2 separate regions of the Homo sapiens genome follow, and region 1 is linked to region 2. The links are chromatin loops, found by intact Hi-C in ENCODE. Cell type or tissue: GM12878. All regions are shown on one strand. Each heading gives the region's core, and the rest is flanking DNA. Links, peaks and the distances in the headings are about the cores only. Region 1 overlaps CTSH (cathepsin H). Region 2 overlaps RASGRF1 (Ras protein specific guanine nucleotide releasing factor 1).

Region 1 (13,909 bases), core at 4,234-12,233, 70 kb before region 2:
TTTGAAAAACAGGCTGGATGTGGTGGCTCACACCTGTAATCCCAGCACTTTGGGAGGCCAAGGTGGGTGGATCACCTGAGGTCAGGGGTTCGAGACTAGCCTGGCCAACATGGTGAAACCCCCATCTCTACTAAAAATACAAAAATTAGCCAGGTGTGGTGGCGCACGCCTGTAATCCCAGCTCCCTGGGAGGCTGAGGCAGGAGAATGGGGTGAACCCGGGAGGCGGAGCTTGCAGTGAGCTGAGATCGCGCCACTGCACTCCAGCCTGGGCAACAGAGCGAGACTCCATCTCAAAAAAAGAAAAAATAAATAAATAAATAAATAAATAAATAAATAAAAAATAAAAACGGTGGGACCCCAGAGTGCCCAAATGTCAGACTCTTGTTATGGGTTGGGTTTCTAAGCTGTGGAGTGGAAACAGACCAAAAGTAAGGGGACACTGAGCATGATGGTGGATCTGAGAGCAGGCTACGACGTCACCCCTGGGTCCCCAGGACTTGGCTGCAGCACGGCTCCCTGCAGGAGGAAGAGCCAGCTCAGAGGGGCTGGGGTCTGGGAGAGGGATGTGCCCCAGGGAGGTGGAGGGGAGTCGAGGCACGGCACCCCAAGAGCCTGGCTTTATGCACACCATGTGCCAGGTGAGCAAAGACCACAGAAATGTCTCAGAGCACTGCATGAAGGGAGGGCTAGAGTCACTGTAGAAATGTCAGCAAATTCCTGGCAACCTGCTTTACAGTGGGCCAGGAAAGCAGGTCCAGGCAAGGTACAGCCCTTACACACAGCCACCTCACCCTCACAGGGCGCAATGAGCTTGGGAGGCTGGGACTTTAGTGAGTTCATCTAAAGGCCAACCCTGTATCTGTGTGTGGATCTCGGGTTTGGAGGATGATGTGTAATGGTGTGTTGCTCACTCTATTAAATTCTTTTGGCCACACTCCCAGAGGCCTTGGTGGCGGGTGAGGCCAACCGCACTGTGGAGAGCCAGGTGATACAGTGGAGAGAGGACAGAGGCCTGGACTCAGATTCCAGCTCTGCCCTGTCCTGGCTATGAGACCTGGCCATGTGAGGTGACCACCCCTGTACAACAGAGACCATTTTGCCATCGCCCAGGGCAGTGGTGGGTTATATCTGTGGCAGACCCAGCACACACTGGATCCTGTCGAAGCGGTCAGTGGGAAATGAGGAAGTTTTGGGCCCCTTCTGGTCAGAGACGTACCCTTGGCAGCCGTGATTATTGAAGTCCTGGGCGCAGTCCACCAGCTGCTGTTCCGCCTGGAAGAAGGACACAACCCAGTGACCTGCCAGCTGAGAAGCCGTCAAGGCTTTGGCGTGAGGCGCTAAGCCTCCCTGGCTGAGCCACATCTGAGGCCCCGTCAGTGCTGTGTCAAGGTGACCAAATTATAAACTCCCCAAGGGCAGGGACAGTTGCTGTATGTCCTGCAGTGCCAGCCCAGCAGCTGGCACATGTCGGGAGGGGCTCAGTAAGCAGGGGCAGCCAGGGAAGGTGAGAGGGGGCAAGGGCTGTTGGGTCCAAACCCCTGCCCCGTAGGTGTGCCCATACGATGCAGAGTGTGGGGTCCCACAGCGGTGTATAGGATGGGGGAAACAGGCCCAGCCAGAGACCCTACCCCCACCTGTCCACAACCCAGGGTCCTCATGGCATCACCAGGCCGGCTGTGCACTGTCCCTCCTTTCTCCACAGAGGCAGGGGCTAGGATAGTTCCTTCAGGGGCATCATCCGTCTCTTGTGGGCGAGGGGATGGATGCATAGGTCCCGGCTCTTCCCTCATGAAGACAACTGAGGCTGCTGGGAAGGGTGTAGCTCCTAGTTGGCTACCCACCAGGCAGGCTCCGCCTTTCTGAACCCCTCCGCCGGGAAGGCTCCAGGCTGTCAAGCTAAGGACCACCCAGATCCATCTAGGAATGAGCCCTTGGGCCGGTTCCTTAATAAACTCAGATCCTTCCCGGGAAAAGCATCAATTGAGATTCTCATGCCAGATGTCCACAAGGCTGGGGCATCTGGGTCCACCTGAAACAGCACCCTTAGCCAATGCTCCAGGGAAACCAAAGGCCCAGGCCTGGCCCACATCAGGATGGGGTGTCCTCCGCAGGGGGTCGCCTGTGGCTGATTTCTTACCAAGGACAGCATCTTTCCGGTTGCGATGGCGATCGCAGACTCCAGGGCCCCAGTGGTGGAGAAAGTCCAGCAACTGCCGCAGGCACCCTGGAAAGGCCAGGGGAGAGCAGAGGACATCAGTGATGGGGACGCCGTGAGACAGCCCTGCCTTCTGCCTTCCTCTGCTGACCCTGCCAGAGCTCCCGAGTCCCCAGGTGCCTTGGCAGTTTACCAAGCCCTGTTCCAGATCCATTCATTCTGAGCCTCGCAGGCCCTGTTCCAGATCCATTCATTCTGAGGCTCGCAAGCCCTGTTCCAGATCCATTCATTCTGAGCCTCGCAAGTCCTGAGAGGCTTGCAAAGGAGCAGGAGCAGCAGGTGGCCTCTGACCAGTGCCTGTGGACTCCCAATCACCACCTCTTGGTGGCCAATCCCCACCATTCTGCCAGGGCCTGGAGTCCCCCACCCCATTCTGCAGTCTTCTGGCTCTCTTCCTTCTCGATCTTCACTGGCTCCTCTTTTCCCTACTGGTTCCCTGCAGAAGGATGCCCCAAAGTTCTGTTTTTAGAACCTTCTCTCACCTTTCCACCTCCAGTCTCTTCTGCCCAGTCCTGTTAAACTAACAGCTCCCCAAACCCTAGCCCAGTGCTGACCTCCACTTAGGCTCAGACATCCAACTAACTGCCAGACAACCCCACCCAGACACCCCTGACACCCCAGACTCTGGGGGACCCGCCCCATCCACCCATTTCCCCACCTTCTAACAGTTCATTGCCGCTGCCTAGCCCCCTTATTCACAACACCTCCAGAATAACATGAGGATTAGGTGTGGGGGGCTGCAGCCTGCCTGCCTGGTTCACATCCCAGCTCTGCCACACACCAGGTGGGTGACCTGGGCAAGTCACTTCCCCTCTCGAAGCCTTGGCTTCATTGCTTGTAAAGTGGGAATGGCGAGGGTTCCTGCTTGCAGGGCGCTAGCAGGGTTAAGTCAGATTCTGCTGGTCAGGCAGTCACCCCCGTGGGCACAATGCTGGTGGCTGCTGTAAGGATTTCTCTCAGGTTCATCTCTGTTTCCTCACCTTGCTGGTTCAGTCTTCCAGCTTCTACTTCTGAAATGTCTCTTAAGTCCCCTACCTGCCTCCCAGGTCATCACCCTAGGTTGACACTGGCCTCACCCAATCTCTTCCCTTCACATATCTCTCTCAGCTGGGGGAGGGAGGGACGGCCTGGTGAGAGGGTCCATGAGACAGTCAACGAGGCAGACGTGGCCACTTCGGGGGAGACTAAGCTCACTGCTGAAGGAGGCGGAGCTCGGCTGACCCTTGGGTGCTCGACTTGGGGCAGGGGCCTGGTTTTGAGTCCCCTTTGTCACTTACTTACCTTGGACCTCAGGCAAACCACCCTCCCTCTCAGGCTCTCCCTCTGTAAAGTGAGAAACTCTCAAGGAGGGTGCTGAGCTGATGGACGCTGTGGCTGCTGTCCGTCTCTATCCCCACACAGCGGCCACAGTAAGAGACGGCACACATCTGCGTCAGGAAGCACCTCATTCCGCTCCCTTAGCCCAGCCGGCTGCGTCCTGCCTGATGGCCCAGGATCAGTTAACAGGAGGACTTGGAAAATTCTTGGTGGGCCTCTCTTTCCCACCTGTCCAAGTGGTGGGCAGGTTTAGGTTACGTGTTGCTCTGAATTGTCATGTGGTTCTCAGAGGGTCTAAAAATGTCACGGGGCAAAGGCAGGCTTCTACTCCACCTCCTGCTGCAAGGGGAGGTTTGCTTTGGCTCCTGATGCTAGTTAAACATCCAGCACTTGGCAGGCTCCAGGAACACTGCAAGCCCGGGAGGCTTTAAAGCTGTGCTGCATGGATGGCTTTTTGGAAAGTGAAAAAACATTTCTCATGGAGAATTTCGATGGAAAGCCAGGAGTTTCCAGGAAGGAAACCTTCACCTCATATTTCCTAGAGTCCAGAGGTCGGCATCCTTCTGAAGAAGGCCACGGCAGGTTCCCTGCTAGGGGAGGGGCCGCAGCAGGCCGGGAGAACAGCGGGGGCAGGGTCCAGACTCTCTGGGACAGGGCCTGTGCTGAGATGCCCCCAGACTGCTCCCCCATGGAGGAAGGCAGGGCCTCTCACCTTGCCAAGCCCTCTGTGCCCCACAGCAAGGGCCACGGAGGCCAGCCCCTGCCATGAGAAGCTTGCTGATGCATGACACATGGACTAACCAGAGGGAGGCGGCCAGCCAGGGCAGGGGCTGGACCCTGGTGGCTCGGAGAAGATGGAGGCGGGAAGAGGAGATGCATGGGGTTCTGGTGTCCAGATGGGCACAGGGAACATAACGTTTTGGATGGCTCTGTAGGAGAGACCTGGGACCAATGGGAAAATCTGGGGCGTGGGGAAGGAAGGGAGTAAACTTTAGCCCAATAAAGAGGAACTTTTGCATCCTCCAGAGCAGCCTAGAGAAGTGCTGACCTCCCTGGCCCCTCAAAGGAAGAGGGCTGGAGAGATGCCGAGAGGAAACAGAGGCAGGGATGTGCTTGTGGTGGTTTTGTGGACCTTTTGAGTTGTTCTTCCTGGTGTATTGTCTGGGAGTGTGGCCGTTTTGCAGGGAGAGGATGGAGATTGCCAGGCATACCTGATTTTTCACAGGTGAGACAAAATTTCCTTTTTTCCGCCAGTCCACGGAAGGTGGGTAGGGACCAGTACCTCGAAGGTAGTTACTTTTGGTGGCTGAGCAATTCTGGAACAACCAAACACATTATTTTCAGGAAAATAAACAAAACCAAAAACCTTTCTGACAACAAGAAGAAGAAATGTATAAACATGGAATCACCAAGAGAGAATAAGAAAGGCTGCAGCTCTCAGAACCTTCCCTCTCCTGTCTACTGGTCCCAAGTGCTAAATGACATGTCCCCTTGAGAGTCCAGAGCATTAGGATAGGGTAGACAGATGTAGCAAATAAAAATACAGCTCACCTAGTTAAATTTGAATTTCAGGTAAACAACAAATAACTTTGTAGTGTAAGTATATCCTGTGCAATATTTAGAATATACTTATGCTAAAGAATTACTTGTTGTGTATCTGAAATTCATTTTTAACTGAGTATCTATATTTTAATCTGGTAGCCCTAAGTTAAGGGTCCACAATGCTAAGGCCATGGGCCTGGACTGAGGAACTGCTGAGAGCTGACTCTTCTGGTTCCCCCAAAGAATCTGGGGATACCCTCAGCTGCATCTGGGGATGGGACTGAATCTGCCTAGAAGCAGAGCAGGCTCCAAATTTATTCCAAAGGTTTCAGTAAAAGGATTCAGATTTGGTTGCAATGAATTATACCTACCTGAGGCTCTGACCAGAGATACTTGTGTTTTATTTCAGCAAAGCTCATGTCTGAAAATTGGTTCAGTGCCACTACAAAAGAGAAGGAAAAAACCAAAACAGAAATGGTTAGTGAATCACTAATGAAGAAACAAGAAAAAGTGATGAAACCTCCTGTTTACCTGTGTCGTATTTAGAACCACTGCAACCCATCTCCTTTAAGTTTTTGTATTTAATATAATTCAGTAGATAATTCAATCAGCCCTTACAGTGCTGCCAAAATACCTGGGGAGCTTTTTCAATGGTATAGATGTCCGGGCCGTACTCCAGAGATGCTAATGCAGTTGGTCTGGGGTGGGGCCTGGGCACTTACTTTTTTAGATACTCCCCTCGTGAGTCTGATGGATAGCTAGGTAAAGAACCACTCCACTGGTGCCAGGGGCCTTCCCACCTGCTGCCTAATTTGGTCTCTACACAGCCCCAGCAGGGATGCGTGATCATTTCTGCTTTTTCTTTTCTTTTCTTTTTTTTTTTTTTTTTTTTGAGACAGAGTCTCGCTCTGTCACCCAGGCTGGAGGCAGGGACGCGATCTTGGCTCACTGCAACCTCTGCCTCCCGGATTCAAGCGATTCTCCTGCCTCAGCTTCCCTAGTAGCTGAGACTACAGGCACCTGCCACCATGCCCGGCTAAGTTTTGTATTTTTAGTAGAGATGGGGTTTTGCCATGTTGGCCAGGCTGGTCTCGAACTCCTGACCCTGTCTTTAGGGATTATAGGTGTGGGCCACCACACCTGGGCTCATTTCCTCTTTACTGCCCATGTTAGCATCCCTGGAGGTCACAGGCTAGGACTGGGCAGAAATGAGGTTCAAGCCCAAGTTTCTTTCCAGCTCATGCTTGATGCCTTTATTACCAATTTAGTCAACTACCAATATTTCTCAGAGTCCTCAGAAAATACGCTGGACGTGCGTGTGAGTTTCTTTTTTTTTTTGAGATGGAGTTTCACTCTTGTTGCCCAGGCTGGAGTGCAATGGCACTATCTCGGCTCACCGCAACCTCCACCTCCCGGGATCAAGTGATTCTCCTGCCTCAGCCTCCCAAATAGCTGGGATTACAGACATGCGCCACCAAGCCCGGCTAATTTTGTATTTTTAGTAGAGATGGGGTTTCTCCATGTTGGTTAGGCTGGTCTTGAACTCCCAACCTCAGGTGATCCACCCATCTCGGCCTCCCAAAGTGCTGGAATTACAGGCGTGAGCCACCGCGCCCGGCCTATGTGAGTTTCTAGTGAAATTAATCCGGAGTGAAGGCAGATGCTCCCAGGGGCTGCTCTGAGCCCATGAGCAACCCCTACCCCCCGCAACAATCCAAAGACAGACCTTGGCTTCCAGGCTGGACCCTCAGATGGCAGGAATGGGGCAGGGGCTTCTACAGAGTCTCTTGTAAACTTCACAACCACCCAGAGGGGTACCGGCTTTGTCCCAAATTTACGATCCCACATTACACAGAGAGTAACAGCGGAGCCACAATCTGAGGTCAGCCAAACACAGCTTCAGAGCCTGGGCTTCTGCTCCCTCCACCCACCAGCCCCCAGCGGGCCCTTTCATGGGCTGGGTCACTAACTGACATCCTTCCAGGAAGGAAGGAAGGCGTTCCACGTACTTTTAAATGTGTGGTTCCCATTGTTGTGGGCGTTTATCTTCCTCCAGTTGCTGGCAAACGTCTGCAGCCTGTGGTGGTACTCCTCCGTACTGTAGGTCTTACGGTGCTAAAACAAAACACGCCAGTAGCAAGTCATGGAAACAGGCTGCAGCTCCCTAGAGGGAGACCTTTTTGTTTTCCTAAGAGGAAAGATGAAGGTTTTCTTTCTGCTATGATTCTCAGGCCAAATCTGTGTTAATGGGCGGGGTACTGCTGAGAAATTTGGGAAGTTACAAAACAACCCCGTTTTCAGGGACCTGTGGCCAGAATGAAGACCATGCAGCTGCGTGAAAGTCAGAATGTGGTCCAAGAGGCACTGGTGAACAAACCTGCCACATGTGGGGCACTCCTGGACGCCACTGCTGGTGCTGGGTCAAGTTTACAGCAAAGATCACCATTTTTCAAAAGCACATGCACTGGTGTTCCCCAACTGATTCTGCAACCAGTACACAGTGTGCTTTGGTTTTCTAAAAACAAATGTGTATAATTTTTTATTGATATATAACTGATGTACTTTTTTTGGTAAATGTAATATTTCGATACATTCATATAATGTGTAATAATCAAATCAAGGTCATTGGGAGATCCATTACTTTAAAAATTTCTTTATGCTGGGAACATTCAAATTATTCTCTACTAGCTATTTGGAAATACAAAATAATGATTGCTTACTACAGTTGAATCTACTTGTTTTTTGAACACTTGGTCTCATTTCTTCTAATTATTTTTGGGCCAGGTGCAGTGGCTCACGCCTGTAATCCCAGCACTTTGGGAGGCTGAGGCGGGTGGATCACCTGAGGTCAGGAGTTCAAGACCCACCTGGCCAACATGGCGAACCCCCATCTCTACTAAAAATACAAAAATTAGCCGGGCATGGTGGCAGACACTTGTAATCCCAGCTACTCAGGAGGCTGAGGCATGAGAATCGCTTGAACCCAGAAGGTGGAGGTTGCAGTGAGCCGAGAGTGTGCCACTGCACTTCAGCCTGGGTGACAAAGTGAGACTCTGTCTCAAAAAAAAAAAAATATTTTGTACTCAGGAATCAGTTTATCTTCATCCCTGCTTCCCTGCCCTTCCTAGCTTCTGCTAGTCACCATTCTACTGTCTTTCTTCATCAGATCCACTTTTTTATCTCCCACATACGAGTGAGAACATGTAATATTTGCCTTTCTATGCTTGGCTTATTTCACTAAACATAATGACCTCCAGTTCCATCCATGTTGCTGCAAATGACAGAATTTCATTCTTTGTTATGGCTGAATAATATTCCATTGTGTACATACACCACATTTGCTTTACCCATTGATAGGCACTTAGGTTGATTCCATATCTTGGCTATTGTGACTAGTTCTGCAATAAACATGAGGGTGCAGATATCCCTCCAATATACTAATTTCCTTTCTTTTGGATATATACTCAGTAGTAGGCTTGCTGGGTCATATGGTAGTTTTGTTTTGAGTTTTTGATGGAACCTCCATACTGTTTTTTTTACAATGGTTGTACTAATTTACATTCTCCACAATGTGCTTTGAAAACAAAATACAGAAATGAATCCCAGGGCTTGGAAGGCTGTCAGCCAAGTTAATCACTTGGGACCACTATTTGGAAGGAATTTACTTAACTGCATCTTTCCCAGTGTTTGGCCAGTTCAACTTCTGGAAAGACCCCACTAGGCAAAGTTGGAAATTCCCTTTTTCATTGTCTCAAATCTGGGACAGTTTGGTTTGATAACAGGAAACTTTGTGAAATGAAAAACTTCAAAAAGAAGAAGTTGGGCACTGACCTTAGACATCCATGACTTGAAGTGAAACTTCTCTGTAAAAAGAAAAAAAAAATTAGGTCTGGGCGCATCACAGTAATGTTGAGTCTATAGCAAAGTAGGGCACTTTAGAACTGATTTGCATTTTCGAAAACTGGACTAAATTTAAAACACCAAAAATGGTGTTATATAATGCAGAATGCAAAAAGAAACTCCGACTCTTCCTGGTTTTGTACCCCAAATTAATGTGAAAAAGTATATACTATTAGTCAATGGTGTTGAAAGTCAGGATGGTGGTTATGCCTACTGGGTCGGGGTGCAGAAAGCACTTCCGGGATGCTGCTCATATCCTGTTTCTTCAACTGGGCGCTGGTTAACTGAGTGTGTTTAGATTGAGAAAATTCGTGGAAATGCATACTCAATGATTTGTGCCCCTTTCTGTATGAAGTTATATTTCGGTAAGAAGTTAATTTAAAAAGCTATCTACTCCAGCTGGGCGCGGTGGCTCATGCCTGTAATCCCAGCACTTTGGGAGGCCGAGGTGGGCCGATTGCCTGAGGTCAGGGGTTCAAGACCAGCTTGGCCAACATGGCGAAACCCTGTCTCCACAAAAATATAAAAATCAGCTGGGTATGGTGGTGTGTGCCTGTAATCCCAGCTACTCGGGAGGCTGAGGAGAATCGCTTGAACCCGGGAGGCGGAGGTTGCAGTGAGCCGAGATCGTGCCACTGCACTCCAGCCTGGGCGACAGAGAGAGACTCCGTCTCAAAAACAACAACAACAAAAAACAAACCTATCTATTCCAAGGGCAAGCACTGTTTTTCCTTATGGGGACAGGTAGTAAATATTTCAGGCTTTGCCATCTATATGGTTTCTGCCACAACTACTCAACTCTGCCCCTGCGGCTCAGAGACAGCCACAGAGACTGTGAACATTAATGGGTAGGACTGCGTTCCCGCAAGACTTCACAAAAACGAAACCTCACATGTACCCCCAAATATGTACAGATATTATCAAAAACATAATAAAACAAACAAGACAAAATATTTTACAAAAGCAGGCCAGCCATTTGTTTTTGGATTCCTGCCGTATTTCCCCATGTATGTTCTTATCTAAACATTTCATTTTAAATTTGAATACCTCCAAAGACATATTCCAACTTATAAATATTGAGATTTAAAAATAACACCTGGCAGTGTGGCCCAAGCCTATAATCTCAGTACTTTGGGAGGCTGACACAGGCGAATCCCTTGAGCCTAGGAGTTTGGGACCAGTCTGGGCAACAAAGTGAGACCTCGTCTCTACAAAAAAATAAAAAAAATTAGACGGGAGAATCACTTGAGCCTGGGAGGTTGAGGCTGCAATGAGCTATGATAGCGCCACTGCATTCCTGCCTGGGTGACAGGAGTGAGACCTTGTCTCAAAAAAAAAAAAAAAATCTCTAAAAATAAGATTGTTATATCATTCTTTTAAAGCTAGCCAGTGGAATCTAAATACCATGATGATTTGATATCCACCATCAGTAACATGAACAAACTTTTCTATAAGAGTCAGGTATTTAGGCGGGGTGTGGTGGCTCACGCCTGTAATCCCAGCACTTTGGGAGGCCAAGGTGGGCAGATCACCTGAGGTCAGGAGCTCATGACCAACTTGGCCAACATGGCAAAACCCCAGCTCCACTAAAAATACAAAAATTAGCTGGGCATGGTGGCAGGCGCCTGTAATCCCAGCTACTCAGGAGGCTGAGGCAGGAGGATCGCTTGAACCTGAGAGGCGGAGGCTGCTGTGAGCCGAGATTGTGCCACTGCACCCCAGCCTGGGTGACAAGAGCGAAACTCCATCTCAAATAAAGAAAACAAAACAAAAAAGAGTCAGATATTATACAGAGTTTCTTTTTCTTGTTGAACACCTATCTCCATCCCCACCTGGCAGAATTTTATCCTAAGGGAACATACATTTTTATGCTTGATCACCTTCACATTCTTTTCTGCAACAACAACAAAAAGTTTAAATTTAAATTATTTATTTTGGCTGGGCGCCGTGGCTCATGCCTGTAATCCCAGCACTTTGGGAGGCTGAGGCAGGTGGATCATGAGGTCAGGAGTTTGAGACCAGCCTGGCCAACATGGTGAAACCTCATCTCTACTAAAAATACAAAAATAAGCCAGACGTGGTGGCATGCACCTGTAGTCCCAGCTACTTGGGAGGCTGAGGCAGAAGAATTGCTTGAACCTGGGAGGCAGAGGTTGCAGTAGCCAAGATCGTGCCACTGCACTCCAGCCTGGGCGACAAAGCGAGACTCTGTCTAAAAAAAAAAAAAAAAAAAAAAAAAAAATTAAATGTTTTTACTACCTGTGACCCATACATCTGTGAATATTATAAAAATTTATTCTGGAGCTGGGCGCGGTGGCTCATGCCTGTAATCCCAGCACTTTGAGAGGCTGAGACGGGCGGATCACGAGTTCAGAAGATCGAGACCATCCTGGCTAACACGGTGAAACCCCAACTCTACTAAAAATACAAAAAACAAATTAGCCGGGCGTGGTGGCGGGCGCCTGCAGTCCCAGCTACTCAGGAGGCTGAGGCAGGAGAATGGCGTGAACCCGGGAGGCGGGGCTTGCAGTGAGCCGAGATCACGCCACTGCACTCCAGCCTGGGCGACAGAATGAGACTCCGTCTCAAAAAAAAAAAAAAAAATTTATTCTGGATTGAGTAATCATAATTATTATTAGTGTCCCAACTGATTAAAACATTTCAAATGTATTATACATTATGAAAAGTAATTGTTAAACATCAAAAGTAAAATTGTATCAGAAATGCATCTCTTAATGTGATAAACAGTACTCTACTGCCCATCCCCCGCAATGGATTTATATTTTCATGAGTGAATATTGTTTGGTTGAGAAAAGGTTCAGCATTAATTCTGGTCTTATTTTTGTTTCTTATAGGTCAAAGGGCTGGGAAACCCTGCTCAAATAAGCAGCTGGGAATGGAGGCAGTTTTTAAGAGCAATGCCACTTAATTCTTCGCACTCCTTTCTGTGCATCCAATCCCATGGTGCTCTATCACTCAGCCCTCCCTCCCTCCCTTTCTTTCCTTCTTTTTTTTTTTTTTTTTTGAGAAGGAGGCTGGCTCTGTTGCCCAGGCTGGAGGGCAGTGGCACGATATCAGCTCACTGCAACCTCCACCTCCCTGGTTCAAGCAATTCTATCTCAGCCTCCCAAGTAGCTGGGATTACAGGTGCCCACCACCACGCCCGGCTAATTTTTATATTTTTAGTAGAGATGGGGTTTCACCATGTTAGCCAATCTGGTCTGAAACTTCTGACCTCAGGTGATCCACCCACCTTGGCCTACCAAAGTGCTGGGATCACAGGCGTGAGCCCCCACGCCTGGCCTCACTCAACATTATTTTTAAGACCTCATCAGTTGATATCCCCATGAAGTCCTCTCCTCTTCAATTCAGTTTCCTTGAGGAATTGAGAATGCCAGATATGAACGATTTATTACCGTTTTGTCTTTTTGTTTGCTGTCCCTATTGTTTTTATACCCATGGGTTCAGGTTCAGATTGAATGAGAGGAAAGAGGTTCCCCCTTGCCTTCAGGGGCTCTCTCCCAGTTTTAGCAAAGAGGACACTTGGAAATAAAAGGTCTGTAAATGGATTTCCAGAACACTCTCTGCCGGCATCACTTGAAATATCTTCCTGTTTCCCCAAGGATCCATACCTCCAGTGTGAAGATCACTACCACACAGCATTTAGATCTCCGTTTTTGGGTCTCGAACCTGTTCCAGAGACCAATCTATGGCCGTTTTCCCTGGGGAAAATGCACATTTCCTCAACATGGCTCCCTTTAGGGTTTCAGGGGATTCCAGATCTTGATTAAGGGCCCTGCTGCAGCTGAGGGCTTTAGAGGAAGACAGACCTCAACTCAGGACAAGAGTTGGAGGCAGGGTTTGAGTTTAGGACAATTGACTACCAGTTTGCCTCTGGAGAGATTATTCTGGGGCCAGAATAATCTGCTGGTGAACCGTGCCTTACCCTAAAATAGATCCATTCCAATCTAGTCAGGACTTTAAAAGTGCCATAATACCTTGCCTGGATTTACAGCAGGTTTCAGGAAAGTACAGTATTCCCCTGTTTGTTTGTTTGTTTGTTTTAGATGGAGTCTTACTCTGTCACCCAGGCTGGAGTGATCGCCACCTCTCAGTTTCAAGCGATTCTCCTGCCCCAGCCTCCTGAGTACCTGGGATTACAGGCACCTGGCTACCACACCCAGCTAATTTTTGTATTTTTAGTAGAGACAGGGTTTCACCATGTTGGCCAGGCTGCTCTCGAACTCCTGACCTAAAGTGATCCGACTGCCTCGGTCTCCCAAATTGCTGAGATTACAGGTGTGAGCCACCGCAGCCGGTCCCTGACTCCTGTTTTAGTACAGCTCCTGGGCTACAAACGGTTTCTTACAATTTTAAATGGTTAGAAGAAACATATTTCGTAGCACCCAAAAATCCCTTGAAACTGAAATTTCAGTGGCCATAAAAATCATTTATTAGAACCCAGTTACACTGACTCACTTACATACAATCTATGGTTGCTATCACACTACCATGGCAGAGTTAGTAGTTGCTACAGAGACCACCATAAAGCCTAAGTTATTTACCGTCTGGTCTTTCACAGAAAAAGTTTGCCAAGCCCTGCTCTGGAATTCAGACAGCCTCTCAGCGCCAGCCTTCTCCAGGCAGCCCTCGCTTGCGGCAGCTAGGTTTTCCTTAGGCGGGAACTGACCTGGAGCTGGGCGCCCACTGAGGTTTGCAAGGCTGGGGAGCTTTTTAAATAAATAGGTGGGAAGGAATGAGGCAACCCTCTGGCCCAGATTCAGCCTCAGTGATCTCTGTCCCATCCCCTGAGCCTCTAGCTGGGGGAAAGCCCTGTCCCGTTCCTCCAGAGCTCAGGGCACCCCCCCTCCCTAGGTTCTTGGCTCCTTGGGTTGTTTCTTGGCTACTTTTCTCGGTGAAGGGGGCAGGTGGT
Region 2 (15,695 bases), core at 4,540-12,539:
TAACAGGACCCACCTGTGCCATCCTTAGCACACCTTAAACACCCACAGCAGAGCAAGTCCCCGGGACCATGGCTGCTATCACCTGCCACTGGGGCTGACCATGGGGAGGACCCTGTGAGTGGAGAACACCCCACATACCTGCACTGGCTAAGGACATCCTCCGGTACTTCTCCTTGTTTGGGGTGCCCTCGTTGGCCCCGGCGGTTGCTATGGCAAAGGCAGAGGCGGCCGACAAGGCACTGCGGTTATTGTCCAGTTCACGACAGGAGGTCATGACGACTCCATTGTTATAGGAAAAGAGTGGGAACTCTGCAGAGAGGAGGGAACCAACCCTCAGCTGTCCCCAGTCCCAACTCCTCAGGCTGTTAGAAAACCAGGGGTCCCGAGGCTAGAGCAGCCTTAAGAGCCAGCAGGCTGTGTCTTCAGGGTACCAGGGCATGTCGGGTGGTGCTGGTGTGTGTGTGTGTCTCTCTCTGTGTTAGAAGCTCTGGGGAGAGTCACACCACAACACCCTCAGGGCTGTCCCAGGTTGGGGAGCACACTCCTGCTTCTGAAAAAGGTCTCCAGTCACCCCGTCCATCTTTCTGCAGCTCTCAACCCCTTCACCTCTCAGGTCCAGCAGGGCACAGGCCTGCCTGAGGGCAGCATCATGAGTTTTCTTACCCTCTCAGTCTACTTGGGATTAACACATAACCTGTCCAATGTCTGACATCCATAACAATTCATACTGATGGGCTCGTGGGCACAGTGGGATGGAGAGAGGATGGCTCTTGGAGTCCAGCCACCTGAGTTGAAATTCTCCCCTACCCCCTACTAGCTGTGTGACCTTGGGTAAGTCATTTAACCCCTCTGGGTTTCAGTAGTCTCCTTTGAATAATAGGGATAAAGCTTCAAAAGGTGGATATAAAGATTAAAGGCAATAACATAGATGAAAGTACTTTGTGTTAGGTGAAAAGCTATATAAATGCCATGGAATATCATTGCTATTAGTAATAATAATAATAATCATAATTTTTAGTAGTAATGATAGGAGAAACCTACTCTTGAAACCTTTGGTTTCATCTTGTCTCTGGAAAGCAATCCAGACTACTGAAGACAAAATAGCAGTATTTAATGCTGTGAGGCACATATGATTTATTTTAAGGACTCAAAGCTTATTTCTGAAATTTGGCTCTCCATGAGCTCTGTTTCTGTGTGTCTGAGCAGCTGTGGCAGGGCTGCAGTATGTCCAGGCAGTTTCTCTCTAAAGCTCGGTGACCCTGTTACCTATTGGGTTCCTTTTGAAAGCCTGGATAGTGGGGAGTTCAGGCTGCAGGCGGCCCTTTGCATGTGAGAGCAGGGACATTGGAGAAAGCTGTGTGGGGAGGGGCTGCCTGGGAGGTGGGTCCCCTGGGAGCTCTCTCTCACCATTGGGTATCTCACAGCCCCCTTGTATAGGGGAAAGGGCTTTATGAAAACCGGAGACCAAGACTGCTTCTCAAGGATCCTTCAGGATCAGGAGTCTGGGACTGCGGGTGAGCAATGTCACCGCCTCTTGGAGTCTTTCCCCTTATTTGAAACACCTAGCCTTTTTGCAAAGCTGTCAAGATGATGAAAGGGGTCTGTGCAGAGCCTGGCACTCAGTTCAGGAAGCACCTTCTGAACCAGGATCTTCCATGAATGAGCCCTAGATGCTGAGCCTCCCTGCCCACCTGTGCTGGGGTTCAGGAAGCACCTTCTGAATCAGGATCTTCCACGAATGAGCCCTAGATGCTGAGCCTCCCTGCCCACCTGTGCTGGGTGGGCTCAAGGCAGTCTTGTCTGAAGTTGGGAGAGTGACTTGGTTGAGTTGAAGAGCAGGATCTACCCAGCCAATGTTCCAGTGCCCACAGCCCCTTCCCTTGGGGTGGCGGGGGGCGGGTGGTGGTGGGTGGGTTATGAAATATCAGAAAAGTTACTGCTCTTAGGAGTCACTCATAAAGCATAAGGGATGACACCCACTTGCCTTGACTCGACTTGACCTACTGCCCTCTCCCAAACTGGAAATCTATTTGTGGTTTTGAATTGGTGCATTGTACCTGAAGAATTTTTGTTTTTGACTGATTTGGGTGTTGTTGGAGATTTAGTTGGTGATGTTTCAGTATCACCATCATCACTCTGGTTTTGATCAATATCTGACTCCTCTCTCATGGAGACTTCTGAGCCTGGGAGAAAAGAAATAAATAATTTTACTTTTCTTAATTTTAATTTTAAAATTTAAATATTTGATTTTAAAATTTATGTCTATAATTTACTGAGGCAAAACAGAGTAAACTTGGGATACAGCCACTGAAGAAAGTTTAACAGCTTTGTTTCCCGCAGGACTCATCAGAACCTTTCTCTTGCTAATGAGCACTGTCGATCTCCAAGGTGGCTTTTGCTCCACCAGGGCTTCTCAAACCTTACCAGACACACCTGGGGATCTTGTCAGAATGCAAATTCTGATTCAGGGGTCTCAGGCAGGGCCTGAGAGTCTGCATTTCTAACAGGTTCCAGGTGATGGCCATGTGGTTGGTCCACGGACCACACTTTGAGTTACACGATCTCTCTTTTTTTTTTTGGTGAAGCTTATTAGTTAAGGTGACCATCTGCTCCAGTTTTCCTCTGCTTTTAACCTATTGCCGCGTGCCCCTGGTCACTCTTAAAATGTCCTGTCTTGGATAATTAATTATAGAGGCTTCCTAATCTTGGGAGACTCCTGGTCCACACACCCTGGGGAGGCTGATGAATTATATTAAAAGCCTAGGTCTGGCACAGTGAGGTCTTGGTCAGAAACTCTTAACTGCTCTGGGCCTCAGTTTACCCACGTAGAAAGTGGATGTAGTTGCATCTGACCTTGAGAACACAAAGCCACAGGTCTTCTCTTTAGACAAGAATGTCCACAGGCACATGCACACGCACACACATTTATACATAACAAATACACATACACACACATATACACACACACACAGTTTGGCACATAATTAGATTCATGGGCTCCTGGATCACCAGTCAAGAAGCCTGGTACCAGATGACTTCTCAGGACTGCCTTGCGTTACATTTCAGAATGTGAAATTATGAAATTTCTGGCAGGCCATTTCCTTGGTGACTGACTTTCAGCTGCATGCATCACCCATTAACTGCATGTGCCACGGTGAGTGTTACTTGGTATGGAGCCTGGCGGAGGATTTATCTTGCCCCAGCTGTGCCCTCTGCTGGGGGTGCCCTCTGCCTTCCCTCTTGCCAGCTCAGAGGAGAGAAATCCTTCCCTCTTCAAAGGCCTCCTCCTCAAAGCCTGGGGCGTCTGACCAGCCCCTGGTTGCACGTGGGTGCGTGCGTGTGTGCACGTGCTCTCATGTGCTAACCGAGACAATGCTTGTGGCACCCAAGATGTGGCCTGTTCGGATCTAAATCAGAACCAGACCTGACACTTTTAGAACAGTCAGGAGAAACCCTGAGAGTAGGGAGGCTCCAGCCTGTCCTGGAATCATCTCCAGCCTGTCTCACACTCAGCATTCCAGGTCTGCCTGGCGTCCAGCTGTCCCCGAAACACACAAGGCCTTTTCTTGCTCCTCAGTCATTCCCATCCTGTTCCCATGGTCTAGAATGTTCTCCTTTCCTCTTGGTAAAAATTGAGATCGAACAGTTCTTCCGGGAAGCCTTCTATGACGCTCCTAATGGTGTTCCCACCCCAACCTCTGTGCCCCTGGAGCATCCTCCTGACACAAGCCATTCGTATCAGGTGTCCACATTTCAGTGTCTGGTCTGGGTCCTCAGCCAGACTGAATCCCAGGGGGCAGGAGCTGCTGACGACCTCTTCTCTCCCGGGCCCTGAATGGGCCTGGCCCAGGCCCTGTCCTCTGCAGACATGGACAAACACAGGGATGCCGTAGGATGCTGTGGTCAGGGCAGAGGGATGCCTAAATTGCTCGTGATGGGAACTGACTCATCTAAAGTGTGGCGATGCCCTGGGAATTTCTGCCTGCCTCCCCCCGCAGCCTGGGCTCCCACATACGGCTACCTCTCTGCACCGCCCAGACTCTGTGCTGCCTCCACTATCTGCCTGGTGGGACCCCCAAGCCTCTCCCTTCCTTCCCCATGGGAGCAGGAAGAGCAGCCCTGAGGCCTTGCTGGGCCAGGCTGAGCCTCAGTGGGGCTGGGAGGCTGGGGGGCAGCTCCGACGGCATGGCCACTCACTCTGCTTGCTGAGCGCTGAAGGGTCTTCGGGCTTCTCAGGGGTCGTATCGCCCTCATCTGGAATCTTGTTGGTGAAGCTGCTGGACACATAGAGCTTGCTGGTGTCCAGCGTGGCCTTGCTGAAGGGTGACATGGCCGAGTACATGCTGGTGTAGCCATTGGAGTTGCAGCTGAGGGCGGCCAGGTCCAGGGCCTTGCCGCCAGTGATGATGGGGATGTTCAGGGAGAGCTTCCGCCGGCGGCTCGGTGACGATGTCTTGGTGATGGACAGAGGTGGCGGCGAGGAGAACTTGCGGGTGGCGCGCGGGGACTTGGGGGGTTCACCGTACAGGAGCTTATTGTTCTGGCCACTGGCAAACAGGAGCTCCAGCGACCTGTGGGGAGGGCGGGGGTGAAAATGACAGTTAGCGTAGGCCTGCCTGCCCGCCTAGGCCTGGGGGCCGTCTCCGGTGGGGCTCGGAGTGGCAGCAACGGCTCCATCATTCTTAGGATCCCTGAAACCCATACTTGAGCTGATCCTCTGAGCAGGGACAATGCGATTAAATGGCCTGGGGCCAAGGGTCCTGCTCTGGATGGTTTGGGCAGAGGATCTGGGGCTTCTATGCTCCGCCCCCCCACCCCCTCAGGGCAGCAGCTGCAGCATCTGACCTGAAGTGCTAAGGGTCCCCTGAGCTGCGGACTGTGCAAAACCCCCCTCCATCCCACACAGGGCCTGCTCCCGCCTACACTCTCTGGCCTCATCCTTAGAGAGGTCCTCAGGCATGTTTTGTGGAATGAGGAAGCTGAGGCTCAGAGACAGGAAATGACTCATCTGATGCCTCCTACTCTAAACGCAGGGTCCTTTCCACCTGCTTTGGGGCTTGAGCGGCCCTATATGCAAACTTAGGGGGATGGGAAGCTGAAAGTGGCCCCTACCATCCTCATGACAGGGTTCCACCTCAGGCCAGGCTGGAAACAGGTTATACATCCAGAACATTGCAAACCATAGCTTGTCTCATCGAGGCTGTCTGCTCCACGTTGCACACAGGATAGGATTGATCTTTTAACCCTCACTGTTGCCCCAGGACGTAGGCACTCTTATTCCTACAGGATAACTGCAGGAATGTCACAGGTAGGAAACTGAGTCTCAGAAAGGTTAAGGGACTCAGCCAAGGCCATAGGGCTGAGAGCTGGCTCTGAACCAGCCTCTTTGTTCTGCAGGGCACTGCTGCTGGGAAAGGAAGGACACTGTCTGCTGGGCCCCTGGGAATGATCTCAGTGACTTTTAGGGGGTAAATCCATCCTGGATGGGATGTTTGCTTCTGTTTTCTCAGAGCCCTGGGAATCTGATCATTGAGGTTTCAGAAGTTCAGGGCAGAGAGGCAAGATGTACCCTGCCCCAGTGAGGCCTGAGGTGGGGGCAGGAGGAGGGAACAGAAGAGGGAACGGGTGTATTCTGGGTCGTTGCGTTGCTCTGGCAGCAGAGGTGTGGATTGGGGGAGGAATGGTGAGGTTCCTGGGGAGCCCTGGGGAGCCAGTGTGATTCAGGAGCTCTGCTCCAGGCAGCCCTAGAGCTGAGGCTCTGGCATAATGTCTTGCCTAGGGTGTTTTGGGGCAGGGCACTCAGAGAGCCTCTGAGCCTCTGAGGGCTGGGATGGGCTGTCCACAACTGGGATCTGGGTAGGTGGCCTCTCGGAAAAGATAATCACCTACCATTCCTGGATGCAGTGAAGTCCATTAGGGGCCTGAGCCAATCCCTGAACTTGGCCTACTGCTGGACAGCCTTGGCCAAGTCCTTCATTGCCCCATGACTTTTGAGAAGCAAAGGCTAAGGTGGCCTGCACTCCTTATGTTGACTCACCCCAAGTAGGCCAAAAAGGGCTCCATCATTTCTTAGAGTAGGAGGTGGTCTAAGCAAAGCAGGGGTAAGAGTCCTTTCTCCCTCCCTCCCTCCCTCCCTCCCTCCCTTCCTTCCTTCCTCTCTCCCTTTATTTTTCTTTCTCCCTCTCCCTCTCTCCTTCTGTCCTCCTTCCCCTCCTCATTTCCTTTCTCTTTTTTCACCAAAGGAAGCACTGTCCTTTGGTGACGGTGGGACCCTGTGCTTCCAGGAGCGGGGCTAAGAGGTGAGAGCACCCTCCACACCCCAGGATCCTGGCAGGTGGAGATGGAAGCAGCTGAGACTGAGCAGTAGCACCAGGCAGGTGAGCTGTCCCTGCCTCTCTGCAGAGGGAGGCTTGGTTCCTGGGGAGAGGGGGCAGTGGCGGTGTGTGTCCCGCAGCACCCCAACACGTTACTGCTGCTCCTCCAGGGACCTTCCAGGTCACCCCCCGGCCCCGTGCAAGCTCAGTTTTCCTCCAAGGCTTGGAAGCTCTCCGGGCATGGGAGGAGGAGGGCACCTCAGCCACCTGGCAGGAATGGCACTGATAGGCTTCTTGTAGATGGTAATGAGCTTGTCCAGGACCACGATGGCGGTGGTGAAGACGCGGTAGGAGTGCAGGAAGGTGTTGAGGAAGTCGATGCTCAGGAAGCGCAGGTCCGTCAGCCTCTCCAGCAGCCGCTCCACACTGGCGTAGCGGATCTGCAGCACTTTGCAGGAGTTCATGGTTTTGCTGAAGCGAATGTCAACATCATCACAATATAAGGAGGCGTCGGACCTGAGAGGGGAGGAAGGATGCAGAGGTGATGTGGGTCTAAAGGCATCTGAATGGCACCCACCAGGCCTGCTCATCACTGCTTCCCCCACACACTGACAACACAGGATGGTCTTATTAAGAGAACAAGCTTGGGAAGGATGACACTGAAGGAGGGCTACAACTTCTTTTTCCCAATATCCTAAAAACTCTCCATTATAAAACCCCTAGAAATACTGGAGAAGTATTACAAATTTAAAAACATTTGTTGTTGAGTTCACAAGACGTAAGGAACTCTGTTTACACAAATGTGTATGTGGATGGGGTGCAGTGGCTCACGCCTGTAATCCCAGCACTTTGGGAGGCTGAGGTGGGAGGATCACTTGAGGTCAGGAGCTCAAGACCAGCCTGGGCAACATGGCGAAACCCTGTCTCTCTTAAAAATACAAAAGTTAGCTAGGTGTGGTGGCCCATACCTGTAATACCAGTTACTAGGGAGGCTGAGGCACAAGAATCGCTTGAACCCTGGAGATGGAGGTTGCAGTGAGCCGAGACTGTGACACTGCCCTCCAGCCTGGGTGACACAGCGAGACTCTGCCTCAAAAAAAAATATGTGTACATGAATGTTCTTAGCAGCATTATTTGTAATAGCCCCAAAGTGGAAACTACCCAGGTGTCCATCAGCTGATACATGGAAAAACAAAATGTGGTCTATTTGATCTGCTAGCAGCTGTCAAGATGTAAGGACAGGTGTCCAGTGCAGTTAGCCAGAACAAAGGGGCTAAGATGGGGTGAACTTGCAGGGGTCTTGTTTCAGCTGCTTGTGAACTTGAGGTCAGCAGCCTCTACAGGGCATAGTGGGAACCAGTGGCCCTGAAGGCTGCTGTACCACACAGCGCCCTCTGGTGCTTACGCCACTGGAATCGTCTTTTATTGGTCATCCAATGGGAGCTATTAGGACTCTTGGGCAACTCTGGGTTTTCATTTTTTGGATGTTGTGAGTCTTTGTAATCATGTTTTACTTTTTGTTTTGACTACCAAGAATCTTAGAATCAAATATAGTGCTCATTTCTTTTTATTTACTTCTTTATTTTTTGTTTGTCCTTATTACTTACATGCTGATGGCCGTATCTAGTTTTTTTTTTTTTTTTTTTTAATGAGATAAGGTCTCATTTGCTCAGGCTGGAGTACAGTGCGGTGGTGTGATCATGGCTCACTGCAGCCTTGCTCTCCTGGGCTCAAGTGATCCTCCTGCCTTACCCTCCCCAGTAGCTGGGATTACAGGTACATGCCACTATGCCTCGCTAATTTTTGTATTTTTTGGTAGAGACACGGTTTCACCATGTTGCCCAGGCTGGTCTCGAATTCCAGGGCTCAAGCAATCCTCCTGCCTTGGCCTCCCAAAGTGCTGGGATGACAGGTGTGAGCCACTGTGCCCAGACTATCTAGTTTTTCTTTTTTTTTTTTTCTGTTTTTTGAGATGGAGTCTTGCTCTGTCACCCAAGCTGGAGTGCCTCTGCCTCCACGATTCAAGTGATTCTCCTGCCTCAGCCTCCCGAGTAGCTGGGATTACAGGCATGCGCCACCACGCCCAGCTAATTTTTGTATTCTTAGTAGAGATGGGGTTTCACCATGTTGGCCAGGCTGGTCTCAAACTCTTGACCTCTTGATCCACCTGCCTTGGCCTCCCAGAGTGCTGGGATTACAGGCGTGAGCCACCGCACCTGGCTCACCTGTTCTTTCGAGGGTATCTTCTACCTAGGAGTGCAGATAGTGCTCAGAGGAAGTGAGCAAATGGACATAGCATCCCTTTCACACTGTCTTTCTTAAATACTTTTCTTTGGAAGCATTCTTGGGATTTGAAATAAATAAACTTTATCGAGTGCCTTCAATGAGCAGGGCAGTGGGATTTCTTTTTAGGATGAGAACAATATGGGAAAAGCACAGGGCCCGTAAAGATACTGCAGTTCAAAAAGAGAGCATTCCAAAGAAACCGAGGAAATGCTGCCTTCTAAGTTAGCTTTGCTGCAAGACACAAAACATTTTAGAAAACTCCTGATTTGGTTTCCACCAAGATTCAGGAAAGTATACACTGCATCTATGGGACCTTGAGAAGCAACCATGAAGAGGGAGTAATCCAAGGTCAGAAGGATTTCCTGGACATGAAAAACAAGAGTGCTAAATTGAAGGCTGGGACGGATGCAGCAAATGGCAGATCGGACACTCAGAAAATCTGAGTGGTCTATTAAACACATTTGAGAAAGTCCCCTAGAACTCAGAGAAGGACAAAGAGGTTGAAATGACAGAAAATGGAAGCAACACAGAGTGGACAGAGAGGGGACCTCTCACTACCGTGAGACAAAGTAGCAAACGAGAGAAGCCACGCCTGCTCATTTCTGCTTGCTGGCATGACTCCACAAGGCCCCTGACTCCGTGACGATGTGCAGCGCTCCGGAAAGATGCTTTGAGGACAAAGCAGGCCAGAGCACATGGCCTCCCAGGTCTCTTGCCTGAGTCTCTATTCTCCCTACAAGATAAATGACCCTCGTCTTTGCCTTTCCCAAACATAATATGACGTCTGATAAGGTTAGTGATGACACCTCTGTCATCTCTAACCAGACGCACTCTCAGGCCCAAACCTTGATGTGATTCTGCTTCAGTGTCACTTCTCAGCAAGTCTGATGTGATTCTGCAGGTGCTGAGCCCCCCACCTGCATTTAAGCAGTGGGCTGAAACACTGTGCTGATATCTGATAGGACCTCACAGAAGGGTGGCTCCCGGGCTGCTGGCCTCCGTCTACAGTCCTCAGGAAGGCTTCTGAAGAAAACAAACCTGAATTCTTTAAAAGTTGATCATTTTTCCTTTAGTCAACACTAAAAGTCTCAAAAGGAAGGTGAGAAACTGTGAAGAAGCAATAATAAAAGAAATACTGGGCTGGAGGAAGTGCCTGGGACAGCAACATCGAGTAAGGGCTACGTCCAGCCCTGGAGGCTGAAGGGGCTCAGTAACTGTCTCTCAAATGAAGCCAAGTCATTCCCACTGGGCTGCATGTTTCAGAGGGAGAGTACAGCTACTCCCATGTCACGGATCCCAAAGCATCCAGCCCAGACCTGGCATCCAAATAGGGATCATCTGACCCCTCTGGCAAGGGTTTGCTTCTAGCACCTTCTCTGTGGGCTCCTGCCACCGGAAGGGGAAGAGAAAGTGAAGAAAAGCCCCTGCATTCTCTACTCCTTCCTTTTCCTTTCCTTTTCTGTTTTAAACCTCACAATCACTGTTGGTTCCAGTGCCTCTGGCAATTCCAATATTCTTTTTTTTTTTTCTTTTTAATTGAGATGGACTCCCGCTCTGTTGCCCAGGCTGGAGTGCAGTGGTGCGATCTTGGCTCACTGCAACCTCCGCCTCCCGGGTTCAAGTGATTCTCCTGCCTCAGCCTCCTGAGTAGCTGGGATTACAGGTGCCCACCACCACACCCAGCTAATTTTTTGTGTTTTAGTAGAGACGGGGTTTCACTGTGTTGCCCAGGCTGGTCTGGAACTCCTGACCTTGTGATCTGCCCACCTTGGCCTCCCAAAGTGCTGGGATTACAGGAGTGAGCCACTGCACCCAGCCTCTTTGTTTGTTTTTTTTTTTTTTTCTTTTGAGACAGAGTCTCACCCACTCTGTCGCCCAGTCTGGAGGGCAGTGGCGCAATGTCGGCTCATGGCAACCTCCACCTCGGGCTCAAGCGATTCTCCTGCCTCAGACTCCTGAGTAGCTGGGATTACAGGCATGCACCACAATGACCAGCTAATTTTTTGTATTTTTAGTAGAGATGGGGTTTCACTGTGTTGGCCAGGCTGGCCTCGACCTCCTGACCTCAATTGATCTGCCTGCCTCAGCCTCCCAAAGTGCCGGGATTACAGGCTTGAGTCACTGCACCCGGCAATATTTCCAATATTCTGTAGAACTATCCTGCACTTCAGCTTCCCTGTCTGCAAAATGGGAGAGTGCATTAAAGTAGGCAGACTGGTAGCAGTGGCCCAGAGCTGTGCTTCCAGACTCAACACAAGAGAGTGCTGTGATCCATTAGCAATGTCTGCCAGGGGCTCTGGATGGGAGATGACTGGCTTGAGTGCCAGATACTTGCTATCCCTGCTAGAAAGTGTATTCAGTGCCTTACAATGTGAACATTTTCTCAGTGGAAATTCAGATTTGCTTCTCTCTGATCTTTCAACACTTCTTGATGAATGCTCCAAGTGGTATTCCTATCTCCCAGGCATCAATGACAGGCCTTGCCTGAAGGGTAAAGGACTTTCTCTTTCTTTTTTCCCAGGGAGAGTGCCCCCACCTTGAGTCTACCTGCTCTTGAGGCCACATGTTGGGGCAGGGCCTCAGCCCCAGGAGCCTGGCAGGTGGAAGGAGACTTTTCAGTTTTGGGTTGCTGGTGGCTGACCTGAGACGCTGACCGCTACATCCATCCACAGAGCTGCTGCGGGAAGGCCTGGATGCATCATGTTAGGGGCTGGTGGGAGTACTCGGGACACGTGGGGCGTATACCTTTGTCTTGCAAACCCAAAATCAGGATGCTCTTGACTCAGTCTGAGAGCAGGGAACTGTGCCAGAAACTCAGCACGTTTTGGGAGACATATGGAAGGAATACCCCCCACTTCCCACCTATCACCCCTGCACCTTTCTCCAGCTAGGCTATCCGCTCCCCATTCTCCCCATAAGAGTGGCTGGCAGTGGGGAGCCTGCCACTCCCCTGGGTTTGGCCCTATCACCTACAGAATAAAGCCCCACTCCTTGCCGGTCGCGTTACCGTGATCTGACCCTTGCCCACCGCCAGCCCCATCTTTCACTATGTCATGTGGATCGCTGTATTATTTAAGAAAGTCAAATTGGGCCATAAAAATAAGAGAATTAAATAAGGAAGACAGATGAAGCTAAGTACAGAAGATTTATACTAGACACAGTATACCAAGGAGAGCACCTACATGCTGAACATAGGAAGGGACAGAGGGACCAATGGCACTAAATAGCCAAATATTGATGCTATGCTTAATATTCATGAGGCATATGGAACATTCAATATTTATTAGGTCTTAAGTCAGCCACCCATTGGCAATGGCTATTCTGACCCTCTGTGTCCCCTGCCCAAGAAATGCAGAGAAAGGTGTAGCTGTTCTCCAGGTGAACTGACGGCTACAGCTGTGGCCAGGCACTCGTCCCTATACCAGAGAGAGGGCAATTCTGTGCCATTGGCCCAAGTGCTTTCCATTGCATGGGCTCCTTGGTTCAAACTTCACTCCATCAGCAGTGAAGGCTGATGTGGCAGGGAGAGAGGTGGCACAAAGAAACACTGTGTCAGCAGGATGCAGGCAGTGTGGTCCTCCCATCTGCACACACACTAGCCTAACCAGCTATCTCATCGCCTTTCCCTGGTGTCTTGCTATGTGTTTGTAATTGATACACTATTAGCCAGGTGTGGTGGTGCACGCCTGTAGTCCCAGCTACTTGGGAGGCTGAGGTGGGAGGAACACTTGAGCCCAGGAAGTAGAGGCTGCAGTGAGCCGAGATCACACGACTGCACTCCAGCCTGGGTGACAGAGCGAGACCCTGTCTCAAAGAAAAAAAAAAAAAATTGATACATTAGATGCCGTAATGAAGCATCTTAACTTAGCCTATGAATCTGTTCCAAAGCCTCTAGAATAGTTTGTCTGGTAGTGTACCTGGAGGCCACAATTGCATCAAGGTCATTGCCTGCATGACATCACTCTCCTCGACCCTGCACTCTCCCCAAACACCGTGCACTTTTTTGCCTCCGAACCTATGTTCATGCTGTTCCCTCTTCCCAGAATGCCCTTCCCCCTCAGTCGTCTAGCAAACTCCAACTGGTCCTTCGAGGCCAGCTCTAATGTCCCATTCCATAAGAAACCATCCTCAACTGTGCCAGGTAGATCTATCACTCATCTTCTGGACCTCGCCTGGATTACACAGATTCCATTTTACAGCATGCACTACACTGCTTTCTAATAATCTCTCTATGTCTCTCTCTCTCTCACTAAACGATGAATTTCCCGAGGACGGAGACCCCACCTGCTCATTTCTGCTTCCCTGGTCCCCTCCCTGGTCCTCCTGTGAAGAAAACCAGGCTTTAGATTGGTAAGCAGATGGGTCCTTGAAGTTGTAAGTTTAATCTGGACATTCCATTCACTTTATCACCATCATTATTCAAAATTTTGTTATTTTTTTCTTTCATAGGTGATTTTAATTTTATTTTTGTTTCATCCGCACTCTCTCTTTTTTTTGAGACAGAGTTTCACTCTGTCACCCAGGCTGGAGTGCAGTGGTGAGGTCTCGGCTCACTGCAACCTCTGCCTCCTAGGCTCAAGTGATGCTCTCGCCTCAGCCTTCTGAGTAGCTGGGATTACAGGCGCATGCCACCAGGCCTGGCTAATTTTTGTATTTTTAGTAGAGACGAGGTTTCACCATGTTGGTCAGGCTGGTCTTGGACTCCTGACCTTAAGTGATCCACCCACCTCGGCCTCCCAAAGTTCATCTGCTCCTTTTGCTGTCTCAATGGGCACCCTTTCCAGAGCATGAGTGGGTACTCACTAAACATATAATGGTAATTGAGTGGGTACTCACTAAACATATAATGGTAATTCCAGCTGTGAGTTTTATTGGATTATTGAAACGGATCTAGGAAGTAGGTAGGTAGGTATTATCATGTCCCCCATTTACAACGTGAGAAACCCAAGCTCGGAAAGGTTAAGCGACTTGTCCATATTCACACACAAAGCTAGGGCTGGGGACCAGGTTTACATACAAAGCTGGGGCTGGGGACGAGGGTCACACACAAAGCTAGGGCTGGGGACCAGGGCTGTTGCCTTCAAGGCCAGACCTTTCTGCTGTACCCCACCACCTGTTCAGTGATGTAGTCATGAGGGGAATAATTCCTTATCAACTTGTGCAGAGGCTTAAAGACCTGGTGGACCTGAAACTGCCTCGGCTAGCTCCTGGCACACAGTAGGTTCATAAAGGACTCACTTCATCAGACTTGACTTCAGAGTGGTGGCGAGTGGAAACAAAGGATTTCACACATTAAATCATATTCTGCATTAAACGCATTACATCTGCAGTTCCCCAGAGCATGTATGTGAAGTAGCAAACAGGCCTGGGTTACCCAGATGATTGTTCTGGCAACAGCAACATGGCCCAGATGGGAGCAGAGTCCTAGCGTGCACCAGATGAGCAAGGCAGGCTCAGAATTCAGAGGTGGGAATGGAGGCCAGAGAGCCAGTGGGCTCCAGGGTTGGGGCAGGAAGGAGTGTGTGGTGAGGGGGTTAGGCGTGCAGGTGACTGCAAGAGAATTGTGCCTGGTGCAGGTGAGGGAGGCTGTATTACCCAGGGCTTGGAGAGCTGCGTTTAGTAGGACATTGTCTCTGGGGATTGTTCAAACAAACACAGTGGTCCTGGAGCCTGCGTTTTGGTTTTTCTGGTTTTTGAAATGTTCTATATATTCATTTTTTAATTAGGAAGAGAAAAATAGTTATTAAAAAAGAGTACATAAAGTTTCATTCCTAATGTTATATTTTAAACAACCTAATACAGAAATAATCCACATGTACAAAACAGATGAACCATAACAAAACTAAGCCAAAGCACCATAATAAAAAAAATTTTTAAAAATAGATGTTGGCATGGATGTGGTGAAAAGGTAAGACTTCTGTAACCCTTCTACACTGCTGGTGGGAATGAAAACTAGCACAACCACTATGGAAATCAGTGTGGAGATTCCTTAAAGAAGGAAAAGTGGAACTACCATTTGATCCAGCAACCCCACTACTGGGTATCTACTCAGAGTAAAAGAAGTCATTACGCAAAAAAGATCCTTGCTCATGCATGTTTATAGCAGCACAATTTGCAAAAATGTGGAACTAACCCAAATGTCCATCAATCAATGAGTGGATAAAGAAATTGTGTTATATTTATATGATGGAATACTACTTGGCCATAAAAGGGAATGAATTAATGGCATTCACAGAAACCTGGATAGGACCGGAGACTATTATTCTAAGTGAAATAACTCAGGGATGGAAAACCAAACATTGTATGTTCTCATTCATAAGTGGGACCTAAGATATGAGGATGCAAAGGCATAAGAATGACACAGTGGACTTTGGGGACTCAGGGGGAAAGGGTAGGAAGGCGGTGAGGGATAAAAGACTACAAATTGGAGCCGGAGGCGGTGGCTCACACCTGTAATCCCAGCACTTTGGGAGGCTGAGGCAGGCAGATCACGAGATGGTCAGGAGATCGAGACCATACTGGCTAACATGGTGAAACCCTGTCTCTACTAAAAATACAAAACATTAGCCAGGCATGGTGGCACACGCCTGTAGTTCCACCTACTCAGGAGGCTGAGGCAGGAGAATTATTTGAACCCGGGAGGCAGAGGTTGCAGTGAGCTGAGATTGCACCACTGTACTCCAGCCTGGGTGACAGAGCAAGACTTGGTCTCAAAAAAACAAAAAACAAAAAACAAAAAACAAAAAACAAACAAAACAAAACAAAACAAAAAAAGGCTACAAATTGGGGTTCAGTGTATACTGCTGGGGTGACGGGTGCACCAAAATCTCACAAACCACCACTAAAGAACTTACTCATGTAACCAAATATCACCTGTTCCACAAAACCTATGGAAATAAAAAATTTAAAAAAAAAACCCAAAAAACTAAGCCAAAGCAATCATCCAAATAGCAATCACCCAACTCAAAACAAACAAACAAGAAAACATCCAAAACACCCCCAAAGACAAAGCCCAGCATCTCTGAACCCCAGTAGCTGGCTCATCCCAGTGTCCTGGCTGTCACCTTGTGGTACTCAGTCTCTGGAATGCTGCCT

What was found. Peaks named below come from ENCODE experiments on the same cell type or tissue, not always from the same donor. Only the 100,000 strongest peaks of a DNase experiment are listed, where the experiment ranks them.
Region 1: it touches region 2 in a loop (6-fold over the local background); 4 of 110 quality-filtered maps call a loop at or near these places.

What each region holds. Positions count from the first base shown.
Region 1 is chr15:78,930,233-78,944,141 of GRCh38, forward strand. CTSH (cathepsin H) reads right to left here. Exons shown (of 12, transcript NM_004390.5): 2 at 8,908-8,939; 3 at 7,086-7,191; 4 at 5,448-5,518; 5 at 4,746-4,850; 6 at 2,140-2,226; 7 at 1,219-1,274. Among named protein-coding and RNA genes, the nearest start is that of CTSH, 7.9 kb to the right of the region's middle. RefSeq lists enhancers at 8,922-9,021, 9,132-9,391, 13,017-13,066, 13,497-13,546. In GM12878, for the core only: no CTCF peak of the experiment used is centred there; a DNase peak (open chromatin) is centred at 9,119; H3K4me3 peaks cover 5,046 bases; H3K27ac peaks cover 6,393 bases.
Region 2 is chr15:78,999,605-79,015,299 of GRCh38, forward strand. It overlaps RASGRF1 (Ras protein specific guanine nucleotide releasing factor 1), which reads right to left. Exons shown (of 27, transcript NM_001145648.3): 14 at 6,582-6,830; 15 at 4,198-4,571; 16 at 2,058-2,183; 17 at 139-309. LOC105370917 (a long non-coding RNA gene) reads left to right here. Exons shown (of 3, transcript XR_932519.4): 2 at 6,285-6,377; 3 at 11,122-12,824. Among named protein-coding and RNA genes, the nearest start is that of CTSH, 62 kb to the left of the region's middle. RefSeq lists enhancers at 4,123-5,322, 6,251-7,086 and a silencer at 7,523-7,817. In GM12878, for the core only: a CTCF peak has its summit at 7,695 (motif pointing left); DNase peaks (open chromatin) are centred at 5,007 and 7,717; H3K4me3 peaks cover 998 bases; H3K27ac peaks cover 1,453 bases.